Linked DNA regions of Mus musculus: region 2 is linked to region 1. A link is a loop called in an ENCODE intact Hi-C map of the cell type or tissue named here. Cell type or tissue: heart. All regions are shown on one strand.

Region 1 (8,000 bases):
ATGTCAGCTTCCAGGACACAAAGAGGAGGTTAGATGGGTGTTATGAGGTAATAGTGGTGTTTGGTGACTCAGGCCTGTAATTTCAGCTACAGAGGATGCTGAGGCAGAAAGACAGTCATCTCAAAGCCTACCTGCACTGCAGAGTAGGTTCAAGGCCACTCTGTACAGCTTAGTGAGATGCTGTATCAAAGTAGCAAAACAATAGCTGGGGATATAGCTCAGCTCTACAGTGCTTAGCTAGCAGAAATGATGCCCTAGATTCAATCCCTCAAACCACCCTAGCAATCAATCAATCAGTCAATCAATCAATGGAAATGAAAAGAGGTACTTTCCCAACACTCTAGAACCTTCCATTGCTCAGTGAATCAATGCTACCAACTGTTTTTTTTCTTTCTGTGAACAACCTTGTAAGAATATTTTCAATTAGAATTTCATCCTGTTCTCACTATCGTTTCTAGTCCCTGGGGGAGGCTGCTGATTCCTGCCTTGGCTCTGGCATTGCCATCTGCTCGTCTGTCTGCCTCTCTGGACCCTGTAGATGTTCCGTTCAGATTGGGACTGGTCCCCACATCCTCTAAAGCTTTGCATTCCACTCCCATCATGTGTTTCCCCTGGAAGTGATTTCCGAGCCCTAACTTCATATCAAAATCTGTTCCTTTAATAGAATAAATTTGATATGGACTAGCAGGTATCTGATGTGGGTTCTTACCATGAGAGAGGAAAGCAGTGTGAGCTGCTGACAGTGGAATCAACCGTTTCCGTCTTGGGGGAATTCATGAGTTCAGTGGAAGCACTGTAAGGGAAATCCTAAGATGCTCTCATCTTCTGACTGACTTCAGACCGACTATGTTTCCTCACAGTATTCTAATGATGGATTCCATTTCGGTACAGTTCGTGTTTGCCTTAAAAAACCCAACTTGTGGACATTTTTGTCCTGTAAAACCAAATGCAGATAAATAAGCTACATTCTCGGACCCCAAAATTCAATCTGTTGAAACCACAGCTCTCTCCCCTACCATTAAAATCATTTTTAAAATTCCAGTTTGCGGCTCTACTTTGGCAGCCACCATTGATCCTAAACTAGGTTGTGCTATTTTGAAAAACAAAAAAAGTATTTTATTCAGATCTATTTTTCCTTGTCAACTGCCTTTGCCACAAAAGACTAAGTCTGTCTCTGTAATTACAGCGAGAGTTCAGTTATAGAGCACGTTTACTGGGAACCTTAAAAGGAGCCTGGGTATTTTAATGAGTATCTAAAACATTTTTCTGATTCTTGTAGTAGTCCTATTTTCAAATAAAGAAACCTGTCTTTAAAATGAATGCACATCTCCTCTGTAATATGAAGACACTGGAGTTCCTTAACATTAAAGCAACCAAAGTGAAAGACACAGTCTCAGCTCCAAGTAGGCTTTTTGTCTGATGGAGAGGGGTGGAGATTGAATTATAAGTGTGGGAAGCAGAACACTAGTGCTTAGTTGCTGATTATTAAACTATGACTTACACTTTTCATGCTGTGAATTTTCATCTGTAAGGTATGTCAACGAGTCCTCCAGCTCATAAGCTTGTGATGGGACTCAAGGGAAATAATCTTTAAAAAATTGTACTGAAGGATTTATTACAAAATCCCTGCACAGCATTCTCTGGGAAGCATGGGTTTGCAGTTAGATAGGGAACTGAACAAGTGTGTGTGTGTGTGTGTGTGTGTGTGCGTGTGAGCATGTGTGCGAGTGTACATGTGCATGTGTGTGTATGTGCATGTGAGCATGTGTGCGAGTGTACATGTGTATGTATGTGTTTGTGCATGTCTGTGAGCATGTGTATGTATGTGTGTTTGTGCATGCATGTGTATATGTGAGCATGTGTGCGAGTGTCCATATGTGTGTGTTTGTGCATGTCTGTGAGCATGAATATGTATGCATGTGTGTGTGTGTGTGCATGTGTGTAGGTCAGAAGTGGACACTGGATATGTTCTCAAGTCCCTAGCCTTGTGTTGTAAGTCCTTTAGCAATGGAATTATCTTCCCAGCCCCTGAATACTAGTTCTGTTAAGCAACAAGCTGTGTGACTTGCCCTCTGTTGATTTACCTCTCTGAGCCTTGAATTCCTCATTTGTCAGTATAAGACCATTCTGAGTGATGACAAGAATGGAAAGAGAACACACAACATGTGTTCAAGAATAGTATCTCTTATTACTTCTCTCCACTGAACGGGGCATTCATGTCTGTATATTCAAGCTATAAATACACTGCGCTCGACCAGGCACTCTTGGAACATTTGACTCAATAGATTTTCTCCTTTCTTTATGAAAAATTGATACTGTGGGCAGACTTGTGGCTGCCCACGTCGTTAAGTTCAGAAATAAATGTCCTCGACCACAGACTCCTGTCTCACCTCCAAGGCAGCTCAGTTTTTCAGTGTATAAGTGAGTTGAGTGTGCTCTTGACTGCAAGAGACATCTCCATCTCTTAGAGCAGAGCCAGGGCCAAGGGAGCCCTGGGGCCTGAGTGACTTTCAGTCTGTTGTGTCTAGGGACTTTCCCCGGGCCAGTGTCACTTTTACATAGGAGTCCAGACGTAAACATCGCCAGCAAGGGGATCAAATGGGCATGGAGTTACAGCATGGAGAGCGAGGATGATGATAAACCACAGTGTATGTGTCCAGCTGGGGAATAGCCACTCTTGGCTCTGCTGATGGTTGCTAGGCAGGAATGCTGACACGGTTTGTTCTTTGTCCTGTTTGTTTGGCTCCCCAGATGTCACAAATTTTAATTTCAAATGATACTTTCCAGCGTTGACTGCTGACCACGGATGCAAACTGTACCTAAGCTCTGCGTGTTTACGGTTTTCATTGGCTCATCGGTGTGTGTCTTCTGCCTTGCAAAGGATCCCTAGTGACACACTCTTTTATCTATATGAACATGGGACACTTGGAATCAGTCATCTTTCAAGGACATTACTTCCCACCTCTCTGTGCCCTTTTACACGTGCCTATACATGCATATGTGTGCATGTGTGTGGAGGCAAGACAACAGCCTGAGCTGTCATTTCTCAGGCTCTTCTCTCCAGAGAGCTGTCAATCACTGTCCTGGAACTTACCAAGGAGACCAGTAAGCTTCAGGTATCCTCCTATCTTTACCCTTTGAGAGCTGAGATTACAAGTGGGAGTCATATGCATGACTGTATTTTTAATATGGATCCAAGATATTGAGCTGAGCTCCTCCTACTTAGAATGCAAGCACGTTATTAGCTGAGCTATCTCCCCAGCCCAGCTGTGAATACCTCTTTAGAATTAATAAATAGTTCTCCTCTAGTCTTATCTCTTGATAACAATTGTACTTTTCTAGCCATAGTTGCTACAGAATGAGAGTATTTCAAAAGTGGGATGGATAACTCATCTCTGCGTTTACATACCCAGCTTGCCAGTTTTCAGGATGAGATGGCAAGTTCTCATTCAGGCGTGGCATTCAGCTACATCAGATCCTTCTGGCTTGAGTACATAGGCATCACCAATGTACAATTTGCAGGTTACGAATCCAGCTGGAGTTAGCTCCTGGGGCATCAGTATAGAGAAATAGCTTTTTGGCTCCCTTCATCCAACCTTGTAGGTCAGGTAGCCAGAGGGGAGGCTCATTCCTTAGGGATGAGGAAACAGCAAATAAAGCAGGTGGTCAGCCAGTTTACTCTTTGAAACATCGGTTTGGACTCATGGGAATAATCTCATCCAGTGTCTGTTACAACACATTCTGAGGTCTTAGAGTTGTCTCAGAGAGAATGGGAGCTTTGAAATAAGGTTACAGGCCTCATCCATAAGGGAGCGATAGCAAGGAATGTGAGAAGTGATGAGAAAATTATTCCAACAGCTAAAGAATATGCTACCAGCATCATTTTAACTTTGAGCAGGAGACAGCCCAGAGTCTCCCCTGCTCAACCCCCTCCCCACTGTGAGGGTCAAGCCAGCTTGACTCTGATGTCCTCAGGTCCCTTTTCTGCAGCCAGCCTGGTCAGTAGCAGCTCTGCCTCAAACTTGACCCCTGGCATCTATCTTCTCAAGGTTCTGCAGGTATTTTCAATTGCTTGTTCAAAGACAGAGTACCTTGAACTGCTTTGAAAGTGAGGTTGAGTCATTTGCTATCTTTGTGTATGTACTGGCAATCATGCTTGTGTGTGTATGTGTGTGTGTGTGTGTGTGTAATCTATATATCTATATTTGTATTTGTGTTGTATGTGTGTATGTGCGAGTGCATGCATATGAATGTGAGATCCAGAAGTTGACACAGAGTGTATTGTTGATATCGAGGGTCAACATATTCTAATGCTGTCAGTTACGAGTGAACAATACAAAATTACCAAGTAAGAAATTGACAGAAGTGAACATGCTCAGCTCAGTACCCTTGAATGGGACTGGGCAAAAAAGAATACACAATTTCACATTCCCCTCTTCTCCATTAGTGGGCTCCAACTCCCACCTTCAAAACTAACACTTAGTTCTTCTAACTCAGATGTCTTTCTCTCCTAAAAGCCAACCAAGACTTTGGGATAGTAATTTCATGAAGAACTGTTTAAATATAAAGATCCCTTCCATTAGCTGAACCATAGATCCCATTACTGAAATAATGGGTGAGGCATTCCCTCGCTCCAGTTATATTTTTCCCTTCTTTTATGTTTATTGATTTATGCTTTTAGCCTTTTCTTAGTTCTGGTTTGTAAAAGCTAAGTATTCATTCATTTCACTAGGTGGCACTAGACATAACTCTGCGTTTGGCTAGTGCCAGCTCGGAAACTCGAAGATCTTTGGAGGGAAACATTTCTCAGGGCCAGAAGTCATCAAGTTCAAACTGGGATATAGCAGTTGACTTTGCTCTTTCTTCTAGCCTTTATCTGTGGTATTGGAAGGAGCCACTTAGCAGGACAGAGAGCACGCTGAACTTGAAGCCTCACTACGCAGCAGGAGGACTGTGCGTTAAGTAAAGACCCTCTCAGCTTTGCACTCTGCCACATGTCTCACTTCCGTAGAGAAGTGATCGTCCTCTGTTAAAGCCGCTCTATATTCCTTGCCCTTATCCTGCCATTACTCTTTGTCTAATACTTTGACTTATGAGCCCTGAATATGTGAATTATTTCCTGAATACTCTTATATAGATACTAAAAGCCAGATTTAGTCCTTACATAGTGTTGGGACATAACCAGTTCCTAGGAATACAAGCCTGATATATTTACCCAGCACTTCTCTTCCCTCTATGCTGCACATTCTAAAGGATTCTCTCAAAAGAGAAGATAAAGACCTTATCAATCTGTGCTTTCCCACTCCTCAGTCACTTGTGCTGTTAACCTACCTCCGCCTATCAACTGACTTGGCTTTACAATTTAATTAACGACTTCATATTAACCACAGTGTGAGGGAAAAGATATAAATCATTACTAAAAGTTTCTTCCACACAACATAGCCATCTCTATGACACAGCTGTGTTTTCCTTACAAATTTACCCTTTGTAAAGGCACCAGATGATCCATAGACACCCACTACTTTGGTGACAAGACTATGTACACTAGTATGCAACGTGATTATTCTTGAATACTATTAGAAGAAAGCATATGCATTTCCATAGTGCCCCACAGAAGGAGAAGTTGCATCCGATGTGTCTTAGGTCTGATGGATATTATAAGCAAAGATGATTTTCTTCCTGACTTGGATCAGTAACAGATGGCCACCGGGACAGGGCGACGCTCTTTTCTATTGGTCCGTCCAGTTAAAGGTTTGTCAATGTTGTTAGCTTTACAGCAAAACAACTTTAATCCCATTAATTTGTTTTCTAATTTTATATTTTCTTTTGCATTTGTTTCTGCTCAACGCTTCTTGCTCACGTTTTTCTCTATCCCTCGGAAGGAACCTCCAGTATAGGTGACTTCATCTGTGACTTTCCCTCTAAGCAAGGCCTAAGTTCTGTTGCATAAGCTTTGATATGGTGAATATCTTTCATCTTAAAGTATTTTCTAGGTGTATCCTTTCATTTCTTTTTAACCCTCTGATATTTTGTTTAATTTCCTCACATTTCTGATTTTTCCTCTTACCCATTTCTGAGATTATTCTGATGAATTCAGAAAACATACTTTGGATGATTTTAGCCCTTTTAAATGTCTTTATGTACTTGTTTTATGGTTAGAAATATAGTCCTTTCTGAGAATTTTTTAAGTTTTGGAGGAAAATATTTATTTTTTAAACAGATTTATTTATTTTTAATTATGTGTGTATGTATATATGCATGTGTGCATTAAGCAGACTGCATTGGATCCCTTGGAATTGATGTTCCAGACAGTTGGGAGCTACCATGTAGGTGCTAGGAAACAAACAGGGGTCATCTGCAAGAGTAGCAAGTGCTGTGGTCTCCTGAGCCATGTTTTCAGCCTGAACAACATGACTCTGATGCTTTGGGGAGGAATAGTCGCTCAGGCCCGTAGATATAGGTGGTGTCTATAAAGTTCTACATTTCTACATCCTTCTTCTGCCCCAGTTTCTGCATCACTGGAAAGGTGATGGTGAAACTTACCAGTTACACTGAGTTGCTCTTTAGCTCTGTAAGCTTTTGTTTGCTTTATTTTCAGCCTTATCATTATAAGTACGTATGTTTATAGTTACTGTACCTGACTAATGGAACACTGATGGACTGATACTTATGTTATATAACATCAGTTACTTATATGGTATAATACTTACATTATATAACATCTTTTTGTTTCTATTAATAATTTTGACTGTCTATTTTGTTATTAGCAAAGCCAACCTAGATTTTTGCTAGTATTTACATACTATATGTCTGTTTTTTTCAAATTATTTAAAAATACTTTGAACCTATAGAAATGTGTTTCTTGTAGACACTATGTGGTCAGATCGTGAAAAACTGGTCCTCACAGTTTCTAACCTTTAGTTGGTGTAGTTAGTTCATTTCTATGTGATATAATTGGTAAGTTAGGACTTACCTTTGCAATCTATTTGTTTTCTGATCACCCATTTTCTTCATAGTTCTTGTGTTACACTGTTATTGAATTTTTGGTAGAATAAACATTTCTGAGTGTATCACTCGATCCTGTGTTGTGTAAGTGCACATATGCAATTATACATAAATGTGTAGAATTTAGAGTTCTTTTTAGCATTGGGCTTTGGGATTACAATCAATAGGATCATCATTTAAAACAGATCAATACTTAAATTTTAATGCTATGTAAAACCTCAATTCCTATTCTCATCGCCACTTCTTTGTGCTGTTATTAAAAGTGATACAAACTTTTTATACACCCAATGCCCAGAGTAAGGTTTTGAGTGTAAAATGTCCCTCACAGTCTTGTGAGTTTGAATATTTGTTTCTGAGCTGTTGATGCTGTTTTGGGAGGGTTTTGGAGCCTCTGGGAGGAAGTTTCTGAAAACATGGAAAGTGTTGGCAGTAAGATGAATTCGTGAAGGCCAGCAATACTTGAGAGTTGGTCTTGAGGTCTGTAGTCAGGCCTTGCTTCCTACCCTGTCTGGCAGTTTGAGAAGGTCATTTGACAGAGGATGCCCCTGGTCTGCTGAGGTCTGAGCAAACAGCTGCTGCACTTCTTCACCTCATTCCACGCTCTCTCCATCACAGCTGACTTTCCAAAGTGAGAGCCAGAATAAAGCTTTCCTCCCTTAGGTTGCTTCTTATAGGGAATTTGGTCAGAGGTATGCGAACAAGGAAGAATATACCCATTAACACAAATGTATAATTACTGCTTTACGTAATTGTCTCTTAAATAAGACAGGATAAAAGAATGTAAAAGATGGAGACTAAGTTTAAGCTGCTTAGTATATTTATTTGGGTACTTTCCTGTGTCTGTGAGTCTAATTTCTTCACATGATTTGATTGTTTAATGTTTTAAGGTTTTTGCCTGAGGGACTGTCTTTAGAATTTTTTTGTACAGCATGTATACTATCAAAAAAGGAATCTTAGTTTTGGTTTACCTGAGGATCTTATATTTTTCTTTTATC
Region 2 (8,000 bases), 850 kb after region 1:
CTCAGCTTCTCGGCCTAGTCTGCAGCAGATACTCTGTAAAACTTAGTAAAAGTGTTTGCAGTGATTCCAGACCTCCCGGAGGTTGGCTTTAGGGTGAATTCTATCTGGGCTTCAAAGTTACCAAGCTAAGGATACAGGAGAAAGTGACAAAGAACTCATAGTGATAGGTGTACAGGTGTCGCCAGTTTTCTGAGTTAGAACACAGGGCACACCATTAACAAGAGAACTCTGCAGAGATGCGATCAGTTAACAGAAGGAAGAGAGCTCTGACTGCTCTGGGATGAATTTGGACACCTCTGCTCGGTGTCTTCCTTTATACATAAAGGCTTGAGTAGACTGATTTTAGAGTTGCCATAACAATGCTCTCATCACAACCCAGCGTTCAGCAGCCAAATTCTCTGGCAAACAGTTTTTACCTAACATTTTTGGCGCTGACGCTGTTCCCAGATGGGCAACCTACAAGCTGGAATAGAAACCTCACAAGGAAGGACAATTTTACAGGTTGTGAGTTTAGAAGGAATGGTTTATTTGTTTATTTTTTGAAGTCTGTTTCTCTGTCCTTTAGCGTTGTCACTAGCCCCAGCTTGGAAGTGTTTCCTCTGTGGCAGTAGGAATGCACTGGGGCATGTGAACTTGGAGGTGCTGGTTGAATAGGGTAGAGGTGGATAGAGAGGAAAGGGGGGGGTGGGATTCACAGTCATTAAGTATCCCTGGTATGCTGAGAACTTTGCTAGAGGATGAAGATCTTGCTACACATACACACACACACACGCACACATGCATATAAAATATATATATTAAAACAAAGTCTCATGTAGCCCTGGCTAGCTTCGAACTCTCTGTGTGGAATGATCTTGAACTTCTGACTCTATAACTCAGCCCCCGACCAAGTTCTGGGGTTGCAGGAGCATGCCACCATGCCACTGTGTTAGAGCCCTGTAAGTCAGCAGTTCTCAACCTGTGGGTCATGACCCCCAAAATGACCATCCCAAACAGATATTTATATTATGATTCATAACAGTAGCATAATTACCGTTATGAAGTAGCAATGATAGTAATTTTATGGCTGGAGGTCACCACGACATGAGAAACTGTATTAAAGGGTCGCAGCATCAGGAAGGTTAAGAACCACTGTTTTAGATCAAAGACAGAAGCCCTACAGGAGTGTGACTTCTCTAAGACTGCACAGGTACAAAAGGAATCCGTGTGTGTCTACCTTGGAAGCCCACTATCTTACTGGAAAAAATATACACGCTCCTTCTCAGATAAACGAAAGCTCCTCCCTCCCTGCCATTTTGAATCTAAATAGGGTGATATTTTCTGCATGCAGAAATACATGGGCAGGACTGGCCTAACCATCCATTTTTCTAATAGAGACAAGTAATCTTACCTGTCTGTCATTCTATTAAAAAAATACCCCACATTCCTCCAGTTTGCAGTTTGAACAATGGCCTCGGAAAGAATGACCAGCTCCTGCACTGTAGCAACCCGTAGCCCTGACTAAAGCACCACGAATAAGTCATGGCTTTTCTTCGAGGATAATTCCCGCATGGTTCCAAAACATTTTATGCACGCCTTCCATCGCTGAGAAGAAGAACCAGCATCTCTATTTATAGCTGGGTCCACTGGAGGTGAGTTTAAGAAAACATCTTAGGAGGCTGGGTATGCTGGAAAAACGCAAGTGATCCTAGCACCCTGGAGGTGGAAGGAGAAGAGGTTTGATGCCGACCTCTGCCACATGGCTAGACTCGCGCGCGCGCGCGTGTGTGTGTGTGTGTGTGTGTGTGTGTGTGTGTGTGTGTGTGTGTGTGTGTGTGACACAGAGAGAGAGAGAGAGAGAGAGAGAGAGAGAGAGAGAGAGAGAGAGAGAGAGAGAGAGAGAGAGAATCAAGCCTCTTCAATGCTCAAAAGCATCCGAGGAAGCTGGTTACTCTGAAGCACATGCTGAGCCAGGGCCATGGGAAACACTCCTATTTCTTGCCCATCTTCCAAAACCCTTTGCCAACATTCTTCTAATGCTCCCAATATCTAAAGATAATCCCTTTTCCCCTAACCAGGATCTCAACTGAAAATAGCACCGGACATGTGCCGCCAGGCATGAACCAATGACTCAGAAGCCATTTCGGATCTCAGCAGCCTGGAAGGCATCGCTGAACACGGGATCCAAGTCTGGGAGCCTGTGAGTGACTGGCTAAAAGGCATTCCAAAGACTGGCTCGCTCAAAGTCTCCTTCTCACAAATGGGGAAGCAGGGGTTTCTCATCTCTTCAACGTTATGCTCCTGTAGAACTCCATTTTAGCCTCAGACTCCCAACCCTTGGATTCAGCTTGCAATAAAAGGTTTTGGGGTAAGTATCTAAACCAAGTAGTCCTAACGGAGGTATCCTAACAGAGACTGGGTGTGGTGGGGGGGGGCGGGTGTGAACCAGTGGGCAGGCCTTTGAGAGCAGGAGTGTTCAACATCAGGAACTTAGAAGGCAAACAGTGTCCTCCAAAACCTGGGCTGATGTGGGTTATTAGCTCCATTGAGCTTTTTTGTGTGTGTGTGGGGGGGGGGGTGTTGGCTTTTTTGAGACAGGATTTCTCTGTGCAGCCCTGGCTGTCCTGGAACTCACTCTGTAGACCAGGCTGGCCTCGAACTCAGAAATCTGCCTGCCTCTGCCTCCCGAGTGCTGGGATTAAAGGCGTGCACCACCAATGCACGGCCCATTGAGCTTCTTTTCAGCTGTGTTGAGTCTTATTTGCTACTGTTTCATCTTTCTCCTTTGGCTCATAAGCATATGTCCTCTCTTTGGCCAACAGTGGGGCATTGGCTACGATAGTCCTAGTGTAACCTCAGAAGCAGCTACACACCATTCAAGTGATCAGCAATGAAGACAGGCCAGCATGTGTGGAGGCTTCCGTCCTAGCGTTCCCATGCTCAGCATTTTATGCATTTTTCTCATTCAGTCCCTGTGATAATCATGGGAGATTACAGTTCTTCTCATTCTGGGGCGGGGGGGGGGGGACAGACATGAGAACCTAGATGAGGCTGGACAACTGAAACAGAAGAAAAGCAATTGAGCAATGAAGTGATGGCTTCACTCTCTCCCCCCCTCTCTCTCTCTCGTCTCTCTGCATATTTATGGAGAATGTTCAAAACTTCATGGTTGAGGTGATTGTTCACACTAAGGACATTCCAGAAGGAATGCTGTCTAGGAGTTACTCTTTCCAGATTGTACTAAAAGAGCTTTGCTGCTTCGTCTTTAGCTCTTTACCCTGCTTGGTTTCCTCTTGATACTTATTTAAAACATATCAGGATTGTTTCTTCTATTTCTCTTCCATCACACAACACAGTGAAGACAATACCATGACATACTTCATCTGAAATCCCGGAATGACGACAGCACAGCCCATTCCACTTAGTGTGAAGACTCTGCAGTGGCCTTTCGGATGGAAAAGGACAGCCTGCCCGTTGCTCACGTCAGACCTACTCTACAGTAGATAGTTCTTTCAATGGCTAAGGAGAAGCCTATTGGAAATCTGCTTGGATAAACAAACCCGCATTGAGTCCAGAGGTAATCATTAATGTTTCAAGGGCTAACTCACTGGATGCCCTTTTCCCTCTGATGGCTTCCAAGCACCCCTGATGATGGGTTTCGGGAGATAAACTTTCCAGTCAGCAGACTCCAATTGAGAAGACAATGGATTGGAGATGCAGAGATTAACAGGAGTTTGGGTGATGAACGATTACTCCTATCTGGTCTGTGTGAAATGAAAGGAGCTTGCAGCATCCCCAGATAGGAGTTGTTTGGGTTTCAGGCCCATAATACCCTCCCTCTCTCCACAAAGGATTAGACCCTCTCTGAACAAAGCTAGAACAGAATCGTGTGGGTCGGCCAGACTCTGGGCCTTGACCTTGCTCTGCTGTTTCTGGTCACGTGCCACTTGTTTGGGATTTTGTTTTTCTGTGTTCTTCCGAAGGGCGACTTTCCCAGCGTCAAGAGCCTTTTCAAAGTCACAAGCGAATCATCCCTTAGTTCTTCCAGGCCGCTTTGGCAGGCTTTCTCTACCTTCCCCAAACAGGACCAAGCTCCTATATAAAATTCATAAAATTCTTGGCAGGAAAGAAACCCTCCCATTGGAATGAACAGATGTTGGGCGAGTAACTTTGCCATGATGAGTTGTTCCTAATACTGTAGGTCTAAAACGTGTGAGGATGTTAGCTTGTATTTTAATGAATGTCAACAAGTTCTGGGCAGTTCTTCCATCGCTATCTGTGGCACACACATAACAATCACACACCTGAATTTCTACAGAGTCCTTGGGGATTGGAAAGCTATGAAAAAGCGAAAATGGAAATCCAACGTGCATGCTGATGTATTATTATAAGCTAACTCTCAGAAACACCTTTCCTCTCTGCCCAGCACCTGGATGGTCTACGTGCTTCTCCTGAGGCAATTAGCTTTGGGGGAATCAGCAGAGACGACCAGGGTCCCCACCCCGGAGACTGGAGTGTCAGTTGCCTGGGCTTCTGCTGGCTGCAATGCAAGCCCAGAACCAGCCTATCCACTTTGGGATTCAAAGTCGGAAATAGGGTTCCCTGTGGGGTGGGATGCGGTGCGAGCCGCTCCGCTACAGCTGGCGGAGGAGACTTGGGACTGGACTGGAAAGCGGCGCATGCGCGACCCAGTGAGCATCGGGCTCCGCCTGGAGTCCCCGCTGAGGGCAGTTCTCGCTCTGCCGGAGCGCACCAACGTATTCCAGGTCCCCTGCCACGCCCGGAAGAACTCCTTAGCGTCCCTGTTCCTCTCCAAGAGGAGGTGGAATGGAAGATCGTAGGGTGTGGCTGGCGGAAGAGCCGATCGCCCAGAGTCCGCGACGCTCTTGGGCGGCCCCGGTGCCCGGGAGGCCTGAGGGCTTGAGCTGGAGGCGGGTGCGGCGCGGTCTGCAGCGCCTCCCGCCGGTCCTCTTGCAGTAACGCGGCCGCAGGAGGGAGAGCCTAGACCCAAGCCCTAGACTGACTCTTGTACGGGATTTCTCATTTTGACTCTCATCAGTACTTGGTTTGGGGCTCCTGAAACTTGATTCCCAGGCCTCTTCTTGGCGGATGAATACTGGGAGGTCGTACGATCATTTCAGAGAAGGAGTGGGTGGGCTGCAGACGAGGACAGGGTTCTGGGTTTGTTTCTTATCGTTTTGGTACCAAGGATTAAAGACAGGATTTTGTGCATGCTACGTAGGTCTTGGACAGCAGAGCTACAACCCCCCTCATTTACCTTCCCACAGAGAAGAAATCCGACTGCCCAGGTGGGATACTGTCACCTGTGGCTGTAAACTCAACTGTCTTCTCTCTGAACTTCATTTCCTCGTTGCAAAATAGTAATGATCTTATCTGCTTCCCAAGTAAGAAATGCAAAGCCCCTAGCTGTGACATCAGCTGTCAGGGCCCAAGAGCAACAGTACTACACACACACACACACACACACACACACACACACACACACACACACACACACAAAACAGGTGCAAAGAGAGACTTTACTCCTCACACAGTCAACCAGCAGATCCAGGGTCCTTTTTTGACAACACATAGCAGATGCTCAGCGGTCTATAGATCTTTGCCTGTGGCAGTCATGTTTGCTCACTCAGGCAGCTTGCAATGCAGAAAACTAGGTTTTTAAGTGGAGTTGGGGCGGTGGCTTATATGCTGCAGCTCCTGTAATAAGGTCAGAGTACAACTTAATTTTCCCCATTTCTTTCCTTATTTAGTGTGTGTGTGTCATCTCAGACAACGTGTGCTACTGTGTTCTCAGACACTTAAGAGGGAAGAAAGTACCCACTAAGCCACATCTCAGCCCATGTAGGAAGCTCGGACTACTGGGACCATGTGCTCTCATTTCTCCTTAACACCTCTCCCACACACATCTCACATTCTTTCTGAAGTGATCGTGTTAGAAAGTGTTAGTGTACACAGACTTACCAGTTGCCAGAGGTCTTTATCCTATAACTTCCCTTGGACCCAGTACAGCAGGCACATCTCTCAGGGTGAGTTACTAGTTCCCGCTGGAATGGAGCAGTGTGCAGATTTGGTGGATTGGGGAGAGCTTGCCTTCACGCCCTTTCCCAGACTTTGACTTTATCAGAGGATACCTCCTGGGACACCTGCCACTTGTGTGCTCTCGCTAAAGGTTGGCACTTTGCCTAGAGAGGGGGGAATGGGTCTTCTTGGACATGTTCTTTTTCAGTCCTGTTCTGGGGCATCTAATTCAACAGTCAGCGTGAACGGAGACAAGAGTCACCATGGAAATCTATTAGGAGTTTTTATGTGTTTGTTTGCTTCTGCTTCTTTTCTAAAAGGGTCTCACATACTCTGGACCTCACCCCCTCTTCTTTCACCTTCCAAATTCTGGGACTGTAGGCGTGTAAGGCACAGGCAAGTGAAGTGTAACCTCACCAGACTGATCTGTTGGGATTTTTTTTTAGGGGGGTCTGTTTTGTTTTGGGTTTTCTGGTGCTCTCTGTACCAGAAGTAAAGGGCTATGATGAGAAGGGCATTGGTACGGTGTTTGTAATTAGTCCTACTGAGTATGGTAGTCCGTGCTTGTTATCCCAACACTCAGGAGGTTGAAGCAGGAGGATTGAAAGTTAGAGGCCAGCATGGGCTGTTTCCCCAAGACTCTGTCACAAAAATTTTTTTTAAAGGCAAAACAGTTTAAACAAGAAGTATATGAGCACTGATGTAATAATATTCATTTTTAGCAAAGCAAAAATCCAAATATGGTATTTTTGTGGATTATGATAAGGTGTGAGGAAAAGAAAATTCCTGTCTTCTCTAGCTCTTGAAAATATCCTCATTCCCCTGTACTGGGGCATATAATCTTCGCAAGACCAGGGGCCTCTCCTCCCAATGATGGCCAACTAGGCCATCTTCTGCTACATATGCAGCTAGAGACGGGAGCTCTGGGGGCACTGGTTATAACGTTCATATTGTTGTTCCTCCTATAGGATTGCAGACCCCTTCAGCTCCTTGGGTACCATGTGGTTGCTGGGATTTGAACTCAGTTCCTTTGGAAGAGCAGTCGGTGCTCTTAACCATGGAGCCATCTCTCCAGCCCATCTTGTCAAATAAGGAGGTCAGCCAGTCTCTCCTGCCTTCTGTTTTTCATAACCCATGCATGCACCACAGTGGGGAACAATCATGGAGGAGGAGGGTTCCCAAGCTGCCCTTTGAGAATAAAATGGGAGGCCAGAACCAAAGTCTTTTGGATAAAGCACCACAAATGACTACACACGAACCCGTTTGACTGCCTTCCTTCCCAAGGCACGGATCGTCCCGCATGGGAAAGACCTCCCTCCCTCCCTTTTGACCCATTTTCATTCTTCCACCATACACTCAATAAAATAAAATAAATAAATGAATAAAAAAAAAAGAAAAAGAAAATATCCTCTCTTGGAGACTGGGGAGATGGCTCAGGTTGGTGAGAGCCAGAGCTTGCACCTCCAGACCTTCCAGCCAGGACTGACCTGAAATCTCAGTGCTCCCCTACAAGGTTCAGAGGGAGGACACTCTCCAGAAGCTCAAAGGCCAGCTATCCTGGGTCCTTCAGCTTTGTACAACAGAGACGCTCATCTCAAAATAAATGGAAAGGGTACGCGTGCATGTGACACACACACACACACACACACACACACACCAGCATTCTTCAAATAGAAAATGCAAAGATACACAAAGAATCCCATTTTTTAAATGTCTAATATTTCCCCTGTCCTTAGCAGTCAACAAAGTATTTCCTTGAGTATCTTATGCACTGAGCCATTCTCTGGATGAACCTCAGCAAGGACATGAGGTTTGGGACACAATGCTGATGTTCACAACCCAGAGTCATCACTTATTTCCTGCCTCATCTCCACGATGCTACACAGCGCTTCTGCTCTCCCAGGCTCTAGAGTGGGATGGTTCACTGCCCCTCTGAGCAAGCACTCCTCATGACTCTTGAGAAATGATAGGACATGTGCTTT

The links. Peaks named below come from ENCODE experiments on the same cell type or tissue, not always from the same donor. Only the 100,000 strongest peaks of a DNase experiment are listed, where the experiment ranks them.
Region 2: a loop joins it to region 1, with 5 times the contacts of the local background. A loop is called at or near these places in 15 of 42 quality-filtered maps.

What each region holds. Positions count from the first base shown.
Region 1 is chr4:56,359,063-56,367,062 of GRCm38, reverse strand. No RefSeq gene overlaps it. Among named protein-coding and RNA genes, the nearest start is that of Gm42291, 47 kb to the right of the region's middle. In heart, a CTCF peak has its summit at 4,719 (motif pointing right); no DNase peak of the experiment used is centred here; H3K27me3 peaks cover 236 bases.
Region 2 is chr4:55,511,775-55,519,774 of GRCm38, reverse strand. No RefSeq gene overlaps it. Among named protein-coding and RNA genes, the nearest start is that of Klf4, 17 kb to the left of the region's middle. In heart, no CTCF peak of the experiment used is centred here; a DNase peak (open chromatin) is centred at 4,764; H3K4me3 peaks cover 1,123 bases; H3K27ac peaks cover 652 bases; H3K27me3 peaks cover 1,355 bases.